2 separate regions of the Homo sapiens genome follow, and region 1 is linked to region 2. A link is an interaction called in ENCODE POLR2A ChIA-PET data of the cell type or tissue named here. Cell type or tissue: GM12878. All regions are shown on one strand. Links, peaks and the distances in the headings refer to the core of each region. The heading gives the core; the rest is flanking DNA.

Region 1 (8,344 bases), core at 67-8,066, 92 kb before region 2:
CCTCAGCCTCCCAATGTGCTGGAATTACAGGTGTAAGCCACACACCTAGCCTTTTTTGATGTGTTTCTACTATAGTAAGTACCACCCAATCAAGATACAGAACATTTTATCACCCCAGAAAGTTCACTCAAGTAAATTCTACCATGCATCCCCCTCCCCCTGCCCTAGGCAGCCACTTTTTTGGTTTCTGTCATCTTTGATTAGTTTTGCTTGTTCTTAGATTTTATATAGATAGAATCTTACAATATGTATGTACTCTTATGTGCGAGGCTTCTTTCACTCTACATAATGTTTTTGCAATTCATCTATGTTGCTTGCACATATCAGTGTTTTTTTCTCTTTATTACTGAATCATATGTCAGTGTATGAATATAGCACAGTTTGTTTATCCATCCTTCTGTTCCTTCCAGTTTTAGACTATTCTTACATAAGTCTTTTTATGGATATAAGTTTTTATTTCTCTAAGGATAAATATCTAGGGATGGAATTGCTGGGTTGTAGAGTACATATATATTTAACTTTATTAAGATTGCCAAAGCAGTTTTCCAAAGTGGCTTTACCAGTTTGTACTACTACCAGCAAAGATGAGAGTTCTAACCCACTTGCAAATCCTTGCAAAATTTGATGGTCTTTGAATGTAGCCATTTTAGTGGGTGTGAAGTAGTATCTCATTTTAGTTTTAATTTGCATTACCATGATGGCTAATGATGTTTGCCACATTTTCATGTATTTATTGGCTGTTGGCATGTCTTTTTTTTTCCTGAAAATTCTGTTGAAGTTTTCCACCCATTTAAATGATTGGTTTGTCATTATTATTATTATACTGTAGGAGTCTTATTTCTTTTTCTGAATACCAGCCTTTTGACAGATCAATCTATTGTATTTTCTCCTACTCTGTAACTTACCTTTTCATTTTGTAAATGATGTCTTTTGATGAACAGAAAATTCTATTTTGAGAAGTTAAGTTTATCAACTTTTTCTTTTATTATTAGTACATTTTTTGGTTCAGTATAAGAAATCTTTGTCTAGCTGGGCATGGTGTTTCGTGCCTGTAATCCTAGCATTCTGGGAGGCCGAGGCAGGCAGATCACCTGAGGTCAGGAGTTCGAGATCAGCCTGGCCAACATGGTGAAACCCTGTCTCTACTAAAATTAGAAAAATTAGTGAGGCATAGTGGCCTATGCCTGTAATCCCAGCTACTCAGGAGGCTGAGGCATGAGAATCATTTGAATCCAGGAGGCGGAGGTTGCAGTGAGCCAAGATCGCACCACCGCGCTCCAGCCTGGGCAACAGAGCAAGACTGTGTCTCAAAAAAAAAGAAGAAATCTTTGTCTAGTGCCAAGGTCATGAAACTATTCTCTTTTATTTTTTCTGGAAGTTTTAAGGTTTTAATTTTTATGTTTAGGTAAGTTTTCCATCTGAAATTAATTTTTTTTTTTTTTTTTTTGAGACGGAATCTCGCCCTGTTGCCAGGCTGGAGTGCAGTGGTGCGATCTCGGCTCACTGCAGCCTCCACCTTCCAGGTTCAAGGATTCTCCTACCTCAGCCTCCTGAGGAGCTGGGACTACAGGCACACACCACCATGCCCAGCTAATTTTTATATTTTTAGTAGAGACGGGTTTCACCATGTTGGCCAGGATGGTCTTGATCTCTTGACCTTGTGATCCTCCCACCTCGGCCTCCCAAAGTGCTGGGATTACAGGCATGAGCCACCGTGCCCAGCCTGAAATTAATTTTTGTATATGGACTAAGATAAGGGTTTGAGGCATTTTTGTTGTTTTGTTTTTTAAAATACTAATTTTAAAGTAAAATATTAATTTTAAAGTAAAATACTAATTTTAAAGTAAAACACTATTCTAAAATACTAATTTTACCTATTCTCACAACATCCTTCTTTAAGAAGATTTTTTCACCCTTATTGAATAGCCTTGCTCCACTGTGGAAAATCAATTGACTATATAAATATAGTGAAATTCTAAGCTTTTCTGTTTCATTAGTCTTTTGGTCTAGTCTTATGTTAATGCCACACTGTCTTTATATACTGTAGCTTTAGAGCAGGATTTTTCCATCTCAGCACTATTGACATTTTGGGCCTGATAGTTCTTTGCTGTGGGAGGGTCTCCTATGTATTATAGGATGTTCAGCATCATCCCTTGCCTCCACCACTAAATGCTAGTAGCCACTCAGTAGGTGTGATAATCAAAAAATGTCTACAGACAGTACCAAATGTCCCCTAGGGAACAAAGTCACCCTCAGTTGAGAAACACTATTTTAAAGTAACTCTTGAAGTCAGATAGCGTAAGTCTTCCAACTTACTTGTTTTAATTCAAGATTATTTTGGCTACTCTAGAAGCTTTGTGTTTTCATATCATTACAGAATTAGCTTGTCAGTTTCTTTAAAAATCTGTTGGGATATTTATTGGAAGATGTCAACTCTGTAGATCAAATAGAAGAGAATTTTTAAGAAAGTTGAGTGTTCCATTCCATGAACATGGTATAGCTCTCCACTTTTTTTTTTTTTTTTTTAACAGCCTTTGTCAACCACTCTGATCTCCATTTATTATAGTCTTTAATTTCTCTTGGCAGTGTTTGGGAGCTTGCATTTTAGAGGCCTTGCACATGTTTAGTTTATCACTAAGTATTTAATATTTTTCGATGCCATTGGAAATGGTATTTTTATTTTCAGTTTCACTGTCCAATGTCATTGACTAGTTGTAGGCACTCCTGTCCTGCCTTCAACCTTACATTCACTTAAGGCACCATGTTACTTGAGGGCGATCCCTCTCAGCAATCCTGCTGTATCCTACGTGAAGGCTTCATCAGAAAGAATTGGCAGAACAGGTCTGGAGAGCCTCAGGTTTTAATTAATTAAGTCAAATATCTTCAGCCAATGAAAGGTTGCTAAAAGATTATTTTGGTTTCTCTTGCCCTGCTTTCAGCATGCAGTTTACTCTTCTTTCCACTGTGACCCAGGGATGAAAAGGGCTTGGAGTGTTTTCTCTCTTAGCAAGGGCTTCTCTTTCTCTGGAGTTTAGTTCATTTACGTTCTTTGAGTTCTCAGCTTTCTTGTATACAACCACCCAACTAACCAACCAACCACCCAACAAAAAGTATGATTTCATTGCTTATCTAACCTTTTCTCCTTGTTATGCAAAGTGTCATATTTCTGTGTTCTAACTGGAAGTGGTTAACCAGTTTTCTTTGTTCTGTGTTTTGGTAGATGTTTTAACTTCTTTTTTATTTTTTTATTTTCAGCATTTCTGTTCTTATATTTTATATGTCTCTGATATACAGCATACATTTAAATTCAGCTTTTTAATCTAGTCTGACAATCTTTTAAGGGAAACACTTAATTCATTTCCATCAATTGTGCTTACTGATCTTCTTTCTTCTTCTTTTTCTTTTTTTTTTTTTTTTGAGACAGGGTTTTGCTTGGTCACCCAGGCTGGAGTGCAGATGTGCGGTTACGGCTCACTGCAGCCTCCACCTGCTGTGCTCAAGCAATCCTCCAACTTCAGCCTCCCAAGGGGCTGGGACCACAGTCACATGCCACCACGCCCAACTAATTTTTAAAAACTTTTTGTAGAGACAGGGTCTCACTGTGTTGCCCAGGCTGGTCTCAGACTGCCGAGATGAGTGCGCTGATCTTTTTAAATTTGTCCCTACCACCTTATTTATATATTTCTTATGTTCTGCTTTTCATATTTTTCTCTTTATTTGCCTTCTTTTGAATTGCTTGAGATTTTCCACCCCTTATTTGTAAGTTTCATACCTTATTTTGTTCTTTCAGTTGCCCTTGAAATTTTAGTATGCATGTTTAAATTCCATGGGTAATAAATATTGTTTATTTTCGAATCTGCCTGGTCCGTTTTAATAGTCTCCTATTCTGTCATACTTGTTCCCCCTTTTATATTTTTTCAAATACATTAAAAATATTTTATGTTTGCATCTGATAATACTCTTATCTGCTGTCTTTGTTGGTCTAATACATTGGCTCTTACTTGTAGGTGCTTGTTTCTTTGGTGATTTTGTAAAATTGTGAGCCCATGACATTAGAACTTTATTTTTTGTGATTTTTTTGAAGCAGGGTATTAGATTTTTTTTTTTCCAGAGATGATGTGAGTATCTAGTAGTACCACCTACTTTTAAGTAAATTTTTGACTTGAGTTTTTCAGGCCACACCACTAGTTTGAATTTTAGTCACAAAGGGTGCAGACTTACTAAGAATTCACAGTGGAGACATATTTCTGTTTTACTCTTCTACCAAGAACCAAAGCCAATAAAGACCCTTATTCTCATTATCGCCCTCTGCAGAATGAGCTTTTACCTATTTCACTTACTAAGGATGCAGACTTTTGGGAGGCTTCTAGCATATTTGTAAAGGTATAGTTAATCCAGTCTCCTGGGAAGGGCCCCAGGTGGCCTCCTGTCATCTCAGCAAGTAGCCCATTAAAACCTAGGCTTTTGTCCACCGAGGATTGGCCAGTAACTCCAGGGAAAACTGTCTATAATGTTACTCACCTTTGTGAATGTATATTTCTTTCTTGTTTCTGCTCTCCAGGAATTTCTTTGCTTCCCTCTCAAGGTTAACCATGTATTTTATCCAGCATCTTTAGATGCTTTTCCATCTAATTTACTTTTATTCTATACTCATATCTTTAGGAATTACCTCTAGCTCTTTTTGAAATGTGGCAAGGGGAAAAATAAAGTCCATAATCGGTCCTGTCTCCCAGTTTAGAATGTCTTTTCCTATTTCAACTGTGATAAATTCATCCTCCTCTTCACTCACTTCAGATGTTCTTCTCTTTAGGTATTCTCCCCATCTGGCTCAACTCCTACCCCTATATATACCCCCGGTAGAATGAATTACTCTTTTACGTTTGTTTCTATACTTCTTTATATATATATCTTTCTTAAAGGAGAGGTATCCCTGTAGACACAAAGATAGAGACTGAATTCTATTTATTTCTATGTTCCTAGCATGTAATATGCATTCACTAAAGTTTGTTGAATTGAGTTTTCAAAGTCTTTATAACCAACTCTTGAAATTTTAAGCTTCTAGCTAGGACTGTTATAACTTAATTTGCTAGTTTTAGAAAATAACTTTTAAAGCAATTAAAGCTTATTCAACACGTTGAAGATAAAATAATTTTATTTGGTATTTGGTAAATTCCTTGGGCTAGTCCTATTTAAGGATGGATTAAAATATGATAGAAGTGTTATCTTACAATCTCCAGATGGGCTGGGGTGATGTAATTTTGGAGCAAATGAACATTCACATCCCAATTCTAAATCTGAGCTCATTTTAAAATTATACACTTGCGGGATGATCTGTGCCACAAACCATGACACACATTTGCCTATGTAACAAACCTGCACATCCTGCACATGTACCCCTGAACTTAAAAGTTGGAGAAAAAAATTACGCACTTTGTATCTGTAACATCAAGGGGAATTTTTGCCTTTGGGTTACTATTTTTAAAAAATTTTTTTAAATGGATACAGTGATAGATTTTAGAGCATAACAGTTACAAATGGAGAGGTTTCCTAAATGACCTTGATTACTTTGTGTGTGTTGGGGTAGGGGGTTGAGGAGGTTGTTTTTCTCCTGTTGCCTGAATTTAAATGTTTTTTCTATGGTGAATTACATAATTATTTCGTGGCCATTATATATTTGTCCTGCAGTTTTTTATTATTTTTTTACGAAAAGAGATCTAAGGGCCTTTAGGTGTCCATTGGCAAAGCTGATTTTATAAATATGTGTTTCTTTTGCCTAGCATCTTTTCACATATTTGAAGATATATAGATGGGAAAAGAGCAGTAGGATGAAAAAGGGAGGTGAGAAGAATTCTTCGTAGAGAGCAAAAACAGGTGAGGAAAGCAACTAGTGTAGCGGTTGGGATGACTTAACAATAGAGGGAAGGCACAGGTCAGAGAAGAAGGCAAGAGGAGGTGCCAACACCCGAGGTTGGGAGGTGGACACCAAGCTGGCTCATGATGAAACAAGCTGGCGTATTTCACTTGTAAATGTTTTTATAATATGCACTTTTCATTTTAACATCTCCAAAATTAGGATGTTTCTTACAATTGTTTGCTTTTTATTTTTGTTAGTACATAAAATAATGGCACATTTACCATTAGTGGCATTTTACAGTTAATGAAATATGGTATAATTTTACATTGCTCACAAGGAGTATTGGCTGTGTTAGCCTGCTAGTTTACATTATGTGATCTGGCAGACAAATCAGTTTTTAAAAACATTCAGAAACAGACTCAGCATTCAGGTGATTTGGACAACTGATTGATGTTATTCCAAAAGAAACCTCTCTCTAAGGTGATTCGTGTGAAACTAGCAACTTCTTTTTGTAAAAGGTCTGCCACTGGATAGGCTGTGTTTGCAGTTGCCACAAATTCTGAATCAAAGGCAAGTAATCATTAGGTGGAAATCAAAGTAACCTTTCTCTACCCCTGTGATTTGAGGGGCTATTTCCCTGAAGCATGTGCAAATTATTTGTTAGGCAAGAACAACTTGTATGGCAACTTCTTAGCATTGCTTAGACAACATCTCTGTACAGTTTGTGCCTCAGGTTCATCTCTGTTTTGTATTCTTGAGTCTCTTTGGAATTTTGACACAGCAATTGAGCTCTCAGACTTACTTATTTTACAAAATTGGGCATTTGAGTAAAAAGTGCCTCAACTTAAAAACTGTTCTTAAGTTTTCTTCTTTTGCTTTGGCTACTATAAAGCCCAGAGTCAAATGTGCACCCTCCTCAGTTAAGGGATGTAGAGTTTCTTAGCTTATGTTTTGGGTACAGACCACTTTCTCGGTCCCTTCACCCCCACTTCATAAGCTTCCTACCCATTTTTTCCCCCTTCCTCAAACCCTTATTCCTCCTCTTCCCGCACCCTTTAATCTTACACTGTATGCTTCTGTCTTAGCTACCTCCCGTCTGTTTTGGAATGGGGTGGGATATAGATAAAAGCTAAAAACGTCAACAGATAAAATCTATCTTTAAAAAACATTTACCCATACAGTGAAAAAAGCACATTGAAATGGTGAAGTGAAAAGCCCAGTTTTGTTGTCCTTTTTTTGTATATGTCTTAAATGAGGTGAGTTGTTTTGAGGAAAGGCGAATTTTGCTTTGCCAACATTTGTGATGGCTTTAGTGTGTTGGAGCTAAAAAGGATTGTGAGCTCTTTCAAGTTACTTCTAATTTAGAGACACTAGATTTTTAAAGAAAAGGATAATTAAAAATTTGGATAACTTTAAAAGATGGAGTTACTGTCAAAATACCAAAGACTAGGTAGCTTATAAACAACAAAAGTTTATTTCTCACAATTCTGGAGACTAGGAAGTCCAAGATCAAAGCTTCTGCAGATTTGGTGGCTGGTGAGGGCCCATTTCCTGGTTCATAGATGATACATTCTCAATGTGTTCTCATCTGATGGAAAGCAGAAGGCAGGTCTTTGGGGCCTCTTTTATAAACGGCACTAATCCCATTCATGAGGGCTTCACCTTCATGATATAATCACCTCTCCCAAGGTCCCACTTCCTAATACCATCATATTGGTGATTAGGATTTCAACATACAAATTTTCAGGGGACTCACACATTCAGTCCAAAGCAGTTCCTGTTGATTAGCTGAAATAATGTGACAGAGCTGTACTGTTTTCCAACAGAAAAGGTACTTTTAACTTTTCTGTTAGAAATTTTGATATTTTTCCTGAGACTGGAGAAGGTAAAAGAGTATCCCCATTTTTGTGCATCTGTGTATTAAATTGGTATGTGAATAAAAGAGGACCTATGGTTTATAAAACAGTGAAAAACAAAGAAGTGGAGTAGAGAGGGTTAGTATCATTGGTTCATGCAGTTTTTTAAACATCTGTCCTAATCTAACCAAATTAAGTGCAATGTAGTAATTGGACTTTTGTATTACCATATTTTGCCTCTCTTCCTATTTCTTCTGCCTCTGAAGTAACATTGCAGCTTGTAAGATTGACAATTATATTCAGTCTGATATAAGTAAAATTTGCTAATTTAATGCTGTGTGTCATGCCATGGTTTTTTTAAATTGATGTTTTCTTTAGTTAGTACCCGTGTCCCTTTTACTTTTTCCCTTTCTTTGCTTTGTACTTCTCTTTCTTTCTTTTTTTTTTTTTTTTTTTTTTTTTGGCTTTGTACTTCTCTTTCTTAGACAAGGTACAAACCTCCTTTCCCTGCCTTCTTTCCTTCCCTTGTTTGCCACCTGTATTAGTCCGTTTTCACATTGCTGATAAAGACGTGCTTGAGACTGGGAAGAAAAAGAGGTTTAATTGGACTTGCAGTTCCATGTGGCTTGGAAGG
Region 2 (8,344 bases), core at 289-8,288:
AGTTATCCCCTTTCCTACTTGTTTTTGCTAAAACATTAAATTAGAAATTGCCTTAAGAAAACTTAATACTTAAATTATAAGATTTACCATACTTTTGCTTCCCTAATGTATCTAACACGTGCTTCACAAGAGTCTTGAATTGCATATCTCCATGGCTCCCCAGGCTCCAGCCTTTAATCATCGGCCATGTGTCCATTCAGCAAAACCCTAAACATACAACAGAGTACAACGTATAGGAAGCTCGCTCGAAATCTAGTGGTGATGGTGGGGAGGGGTGTTTCATAAATATATACAAAGTTAAATAATAAAGGAACTAAATTACTAAGATTGTGGAGAGACTTAACTAATTATTTTACATGTGTTTAGGAATACCATATTTTATAATGTAACAAGCCACAGCCCTTGGATAGGTTGTGATCTTTTCCATTGGTGTCATGGTGGCCTAAGATGAGATCACCAATCCCCATTTGTTTGGATTCAAAGGACATTCCTGTAATATGTCTAAGTAGAGCTTAAGACTGTTTGGTCGTCATACTTTTCCTGGCCTGGCTGTTATTTAAAATGTTTACCTTTGGTTTTCTCTTTGATAATGCTGATTATAAGGAAATCATTTGGTCGTTTACTTCTGCTGACTTTTAAACATGTAAGTTCTTTTGATTTTAGTAGTGTTTTGTGAGGGCTGGAATTCTCACCTCTGTCACGCTGTCTAGAAGCTTTCTTTCCCCACTTTTCCAGCCTTGAGAATGGAAGTTATTTTTTAGATCTGGTCACCACTTTGAGGGGGTAGGGGACTGAATTCGCCGAACTCTCCTTAACTTAAAACTTCAAGATATGTTGTCACAGAATTGATGCAGAGTGACCTACATAAAATTATCGTCTCTCCTCAACCACTCAGCTCAGATCATGTCAAAGTTTTTCTTTATCAGATTTTGCGAGGTAAGATTTCTTTATGAAGAAAAAGGTGCTGTCACACTGTAAATGAAATGTTTTGCTTCTCATTTAGACTTTAATCCGATCTTCCAAGGTTTTCTTCTTCTCTAAAGACTTTTTTCTTTTGACCAAAGCATATTTTATAATTTCTATATTTAATGTTAAAGAGGAAGCTTTTTAGGGTTGCCAAATAGTTCTTGTTTTCAGTGATGAAAGAGAAAGCCCTGTCAAATTCATTAGGCAGTTGAGTGGGCTAATCTAGGTGAATAAGCAGGATGGTTTGTCACAAGTTCACAAAACAGCCTTTAGTTTTCAACGGAATAGGAATATGTGGCATCAGACGACTAAAGTGAAAAGTGACTATATCCCCTATGGATGACGTCCATCCTGCAAGCCAACAGTAGGTGGGCCTGTCTGAGTATTGGCTGGCATACCTGAAGCCAACTCCAGAGAAACAAAATGACCCTTAAAACCAAAGTAGATTGGGAAGACCAATAAACAGAGCCAGCTAAATTCTAGACAGCTCATTAAAGAGCACAGACTTGACTGAGAAAGGATTTGGGCCAACATTATTGACACTTCTTCTGGCCATCAAGTATGTCCATGAGAATTTTGCCATTACAAGTAGAGAATTGCTTAAACCTGAAACAGCTTTCTTACCTAGTAAGCAAAATACTTTCCCCCTGCCCCAGAATTCATAGAATTAAGAGATTCTTTATAGAGATTGAAAAATAAATGCCAAAAGGATGAAAACACATAAGCAATTTTTTTTTCAGACAGAGTCTTGCTCTGTCGCCTAGGCTAGAGTGCAGTGGTGCGATCTCAGCTCACTGCAAGATTCGCCTCCCAGGTTCACGCCATTCTCCTGCCTCAGCCTCCCAAGTAGCTGGGACTACAGGTGCCCGCCACCACGCCCAGCTAATTTTTTGTATTTTTAGTAGAGGCAGGGTTTCACCGTATTAGCCAGGATGATCTTGATCTCCCGACCTTGTGATCCTCCTGCCTCGGCCTCCCAAAGTGCTGGGATTACAGGCGTGAGCCACTGCGCCCAGCCACATAAGCAATATTAAAACTAAAAAACTCACCTCCAGGCCAGGCATGGTGATTCATGCCTGTAATCCCAGCGCTTTGGGATGCTGAGGCGGGCAGATCATCTGAGGTCAGGAATTCAAGACCAGCCTGGCCAACATGGCAAAACTCCATCTCTACTTTAAAAAAATACAAAACTTAGCTGGGCATGGTGGCACTCGCCTGTAGTCTCAGCTACTTGGGAGGCTGAGGCAGGAGAATCGAGTGAACCCAGGAGGTGGAGGCTGCAGGGAGCCAAGATCGCGTCACTGCACTCCATCCTGGGCAACAGAGTGAGACTCCGTCTCAAAAAAAACAAAAACGTTCACCTCTAAGATTTGTTCATATTCTATGGTAGGGGAAAATGGGGAAGATATTGGCTCTTTTTGTACTTGTGAAAAATGTGATTTGCTACATTTTATCCAAAAAAGACTCAGCCCATTAGCCGGATATGGTGGTACATGCCCGTAGTTCCCACTTCTCAGGAGGCTGAGATGGGAGCATGGCTTGAGCCAGGAAGGTCGAGGCTTCAGTGAGCTGTGATCATACCACCACACTCCTGCCTAGGTTACAGAGCGAGACCCTGTCTCAAAAAAAAAAAAGAAAAGAAAAAAAGAAAAACGCACACAAAAAGGACTCAACCTTGAGGCTGGGACCTTTAGCAGTACTGAATGAAGACACTGGTCTTCTAAGATTTCACAAATATTTTTAAAGTGGTTCATTACCCTCTTGATTCTGAGCGGTAAAGAATACTACTGACAGTGTGGGCAAGTTCCTGAATTTTGTTCTATCAGTGAAACATCTGTCCTGGGAAAGGCTCCCTGTAGTAATGGAAACTGTTTTGTTGGAGCAGGCTCCGAGTTGCAGGTTAAGAGTATCAATAGCAGCAGTCCAATAGCCACACTGACTAGCAATCTAAGGTTATTAGTATGGTCTTAACTCGAGTGCCTAAGAAGCTTATCTGTATTTAAACCTACATAATTGTTTAAATTATAGACATTATCTCTAGACTTTGCAAACCTTTGGTGACATTTTATTTTACTGTAGCAAAATTACGGTATTTTGAGGTGGGACTAGCTTTTAATAATGTTCATTATGCAGTTATTTAGGGAACAATTTTAAATCCTCTACTGTTTTCTTCCAAGGTTTTTTTTAAATTATTGGTTGAGTAAAAGGAATTAAATATCTGCAATTAAATCTGTTTGTTATTTCAGGTTTGAAATATCTCCATTCAGCTGGCATTTTACATCGAGACATTAAGCCAGGGAATCTCCTTGTGAACAGCAACTGTGTTCTAAAGGTAGCTTTTCAGTTTATTTAAATACCTGGGAAAAATCAGAATGTCAGGGCAGGTTTAAGAACAACATATTTTTGTGAAAGAAAGAAGTTCATTTCCATTACTTTACCAAAAGTTAACCCAGTTTTCTCCATATCACTACTCATAGCCATGGTAATAATTTGTAGTCCTGCCTCATGTTCTTTTCATGATATTTGGCCTATGTTTTAGAAACACTGAAATTGGAATTGTAGTGTAACTAGAAAGAAGAATAGACAAGGTGACTCCTTTACAGCTTGTTCCATTATTAAAAGAAGTGCATATCAGAAGAAATATTAGAACAGCAAGCATCTGTTTATATAAGAGAATGAAGTGTGACTTTTAGGAAGACCATTTACATTTTTACACAGCTAACATATCTATATGCTGTTTGACCAAGGTAGCAAAGTAAGAAGTAGAAACATATTTAAAAGGGATAGTGCTGGCCAGACACGGTGGCTCATGCCTGTAATTCCAGCATTTTGGGAGGCTGAGGCGGGCAGATTGCTTGAGCCCAGGAGTTCAAGACCAGCCTGGGCAATGCAGCAAAACCCCATCTCAATAAAAAATTCAAAAATTAGCTAGGTGTGGTTGCACATGCCTGTAGTTCCAGCTACTCAGAAGGCTGAGATGGGAGGATCACCTGAGCCCAGAGCGTGAAGGCTGCAGTGAGCTGTGATCACACCACTGCACTTCCACCTAGGTGACAGAGTGAGACCCTGTCTCAAAAAAAAAAAAAAAAAAAGTGAAAATGCCAAACCAGAAAAGGGTAATATGCATCTATCCAATGTATTTCCATAATGTATAGTAGCCAATTCTTAATTATTCCTCTGAAGAGGAATTGATTACAGAATTATATTTAGTAGTTCCAAAATTTCAAGTCATCAGTTTCAGTTTTACTTCTCTTCCCTAGTACAGCCATTGTCTTTCATTTAAAAAGGGGCTTGCAAATAGCAAAGTCCACATATTTGTATTTCCCTACCTCTAATACAGATGTGTATTGGCAGAACTCTTGAATAGAGAGAGGTCCACTATATTTTTCCTCATAATAGAAATTGGAAATAAGGGCCTTTAACTGCTATATTTGAAAAGAAAAATAAATTTTTAAAATGTTACCCACTTTAAAAGTAATCAAGACTATCATTATTACTTAGGTTGCTGGCGGTTAAACTAAGTAATAAAACCAAGTGTATAAATAAAATTCATTTTTTATTTTAAATGATTTCTCTGAACTGTAGGTCAGTTCTCTTGAAAAGCTGGTGGATTATACTGCTTATGAATGAAAATTCTCCCTTCATTATAGCCTTGAAGAACCCTCACCCTTATTTTAACTCAAGAAAGATGAAAACCTATTTTTCATATTTTCCCTAAAAATAGCTGATGTTGTAATTCAGTCTTTTGTTTCCACAGAGAAGTTAATTGCCACCAAAATCTACTAAAGTATTCCTTCTATAGGTTATTGAGTTTTTCCTGCCACCTTTTCACTTTTTAAAGAGAACTTGCAACCTATCCCCATAATCGTTTTTTAATTAAAAAAAAAATTTAAACCTTATAGTTAGAAATTTTTTTGTCCTATTCATACCTAATCAATCTTACGACAGTTTAAGCCAATTTCTTCTTATTTTGGTTTTTGATTGGAAGACTTCACACAGGATTTTGTGCAGGACCTGTCATGTTTGATGCCATTAACTGCTTGAAGTTCATTTTCCAAATTGTCCGTTATGGTTTTATAACCTTGGACTGTATGAATGGGCAACTAAAGGAAAATGCCATTTGTGAATACACAACACACAAATCAGAACAAACAAATTTTGCTCCACTCCTTTGACTCATCTTATGGGCCTACTTTTAAAAAGCCAGAATAGAGTCTAGGCTATAGACACTAGTTCTTTCTTCTCAAACATACAAATTCATTGAAGATCATTATAACAAAACATTTTTTAAAAATCAGTATCCTTCCATATCGTGAATGTATTTTGTTTCCTATTAAGCACAAGATGGATAATTTTGCTGGAATTTTTTTAGTTATCTGATCATGTAAGCTTCCTATTTTGGACTCAGGTTGTCTTCCAAATAAGTTGCTAAAAATGACGAAATCATACTGATGTTTTTAATAAGGGATTTGCTTTATAACAGAAGGCCTTTTTTTGTTGGATGGGTGGTTGGTTGGTTTTTCTCATATAAATATGAGAAAAAAATTATGTTCTTTCCTTTTGTTGGTTTGGTTTTTAAAAATATCCTCAAGAGTCATGGCCAAGTAATAGAGTTTTTAAAATATTATATGTTATTTTGGCCGGGCGCAGTGGCTCACGCCTGTAATCCCAGCACTGGGAGGCTGAGGTGGGCAGATCACTTGAGGCCAGGAACTTGAGACCAGCCTGGCCAACATGGCAAAACCCTGTCTCTACTAAAAATACAAAAATTAGCCAGGCGTGGTGGCGCATGCCACTAGTCCCAGCTGCTCAGGAGGCAGAGACACGAGAATCACTTGAACCTGAGAGGCAGACGTTGCAGTGAGCCGACATCATGTCAGTGCACTTCAGTCTGGGTGACAGAGTGAGACTGTCTCAAAAAATATATATATATATATGTTATTTGAACATATTTGATGAACTCGGGCTTTTGTTGTTATGTTATATGGTTTATCTGTATAGTATGGAAAATTTTCCTGCTTTCTTAAGTTGTAAAGATGGTGGCTTCATACTGATTCATTCCCACATACACATCTGAATTCATTTGATGTAACCAGACATAGTAGATTCAAATCAGAAAGAGGGGATTGCCAAAAATTGGGGGATAAATTTTGTTTTCTTTAGAACGGGGTTTTCAGATTTTCTTTTTAAGCTGCCGGAACTCTTTTTCAAATAAAATCTTATTTGGGGACTTCAATTTAGAAAACAGATTTAAAATCATATTTTATCACTTGCAATATTGTGACTTGTAAAGTTAATCAGTGAGAACACTGGAGCTTAGATGGCCATTACTATCTGATCTCATCCTCAGTGCTCCTAGTTGTGTTTTGATTGCCCAATATCAAGAAAATTTTAATTCCTAAAGATAAGTAGTAGTTGCTGGTGGTGGCACGGCTGCTGTTTATTAATAGCTCACCTTGTAACCCTCAGCATACTTTTCAGTTGAGCAGAAATAGCAAGAAAAGATTTATTTCTAAGTTTGTATAGAAGTTAACCTGTCTTTATTATTTATTGCTGTATCTCCAGATTCTAACATACAGTCTGTAATATAACAAGTACTAACTTAAATATTTATGGCATGAAGAAATGAATGAACCCCATAGCATTAGTATTCTACCATATACTGCATTTTAACATATTTATACATTTGAGTATGAATTTGTATTTTAAATAGATAGGTACATGTGAAGTTTGGATATAATATTCATGGAATGCCTAAAGTCAGAAGTAGATTCAACTGGAGTCAGTTTGAAACCCATTGCTTTAAAGAAATTCACATATATTTCATAAAGACGACAGACACAGTCTCAGCTAAGGAGACCTTCAAGATACACCCCTTTATCTTATGATATCTTCCTCTCTAAACTAGTCTTGAAAGTAATTGGTTTTGTGGGGGTTTTTAAATTTTTTTTAAAGATAGGGTCTCAATCTCACTCTGTCTCCCAGGCTGGAGTGCAGTGGCACAGTAATAGCTCACTGTAGCCTCAAACTCCTGGGCTCAAGCAGTCCTCCCACCTCAGCCTCCAGAGTAGCCGGGACTACAGGTGCACACCACCACGCCCAGCTTTTTTTTTTTTTAATTGTTTGTAGAGTTGAGATCTTGTTATGTTGTCCAGCCTGGTCTTAAACTCCTGATCTCTCAAGCAGTCCTCTCAATCCCTGGGATTACGGGCATGAGCCACTGTGCCTGGCCAACAGTTGGTCTCTAAATCAAACCTACAAGTATGCATTTGGCCAGGTGCAGTAGCTCACGCCTGTTATCCCAGCACTTTGGGAGGCCAAGGCAAGCAGATTGCTTGAACCCAGGAGTTCAAGACCAGCCTGGGCAACATGGCAAAACCTCATCCCTACAAAAAAAAAAAAAAACCCACAAAAATTAGCCAGGTGTGGTAGCACATGCCTGTAGTCCCAGCTACTCAGGAGACTGAGGTGGGAGGAGCCTCAGATCGATCACGCCACTGCACTCCAGCCAGGGAGACAGAGTGAGACCCTGTCTAAAAAAATAAATAAAGTCGTTTACGTTCACCTAGTTTTTTTTGCTTCGATTATCAACTGAAAACAGACATGTTTTTATTGATAAAGATGAGAAGAATATTTTTAAGAAAATGATGTAAGTTTGAGACTTTTTTCCTCTCTTAACCAAATAAAACCAGATTGTATATTGACATAAATATACTATACCTATATCATTAAAAATGTTCCAGAGTGGCCGGGCGCAGTGGCTCACACCTGTAATCCCAGCACTTTGGGAGGCCAAGGCAGATGGATCACCTGAGGTCAGGAGTTTGAGACCAGCCTGGCCAATATGGTGAAACCCCTTCTCTACTAAATAATACAAAAAAAAAAAAAAATTAGCCAGGCGTGGTGGTAGGCACCTGTAGTCCCAGCTATTCGGGAGGCTGAGGCAGAAGAATCCCTTGAACCCAGGAAGCAGAGGTTGCAGTGAGCTGAGATTGTGCCACTGCACTCCAGCCTGGGTGACAGAGTGAGACTCCATCTCAAAAAAAAAAAAAAAAGTTTCAAAGTTCAGTGCCCTATCAAAATTTTGATGTTTTGTTTTACTCTTTCATTTGTATTTGCTTGATAATGTTTTGATTGCCTTTTCTGTCTAGATTTGTGATTTTGGATTGGCCAGAGTGGAAGAATTAGATGAATCCCGTCATATGACTCAGGAAGTTGTTACTCAGTATTATCGGGCTCCAGAAATCCTGATGGGCAGCCGTCATTACAGCAATGCTATTGACATCTGGTCTGTGGGATGTATCTTTGCAGAACTACTAGGACGAAGAATATTGTTTCAGGCACAGAGTCCCATTCAGCAGGTATGATTTCAATTTAA

What was found. Peaks named below come from ENCODE experiments on the same cell type or tissue, not always from the same donor. Only the 100,000 strongest peaks of a DNase experiment are listed, where the experiment ranks them.
Region 1: POLR2A ChIA-PET joins it to region 2 with 5 read pairs; 3 of 35 experiments call an interaction of 5 or more read pairs at or near these places.

Annotation. Positions count from the first base shown.
Region 1 is chr17:28,068,927-28,077,270 of GRCh38, forward strand. All of the region lies in intron 1 of NLK (nemo like kinase), which reads left to right. Among named protein-coding and RNA genes, the nearest start is that of NLK, 30 kb to the left of the region's middle. In GM12878, for the core only: no CTCF peak of the experiment used is centred there; a DNase peak (open chromatin) is centred at 3,143; H3K27ac peaks cover 368 bases.
Region 2 is chr17:28,160,331-28,168,674 of GRCh38, forward strand. It overlaps NLK (nemo like kinase), which reads left to right. Exons shown (of 11, transcript NM_016231.5): 4 at 830-936; 5 at 3,213-3,298; 6 at 8,118-8,327. Among named protein-coding and RNA genes, the nearest start is that of NLK, 120 kb to the left of the region's middle. In GM12878, for the core only: no CTCF peak of the experiment used is centred there; no DNase peak of the experiment used is centred there.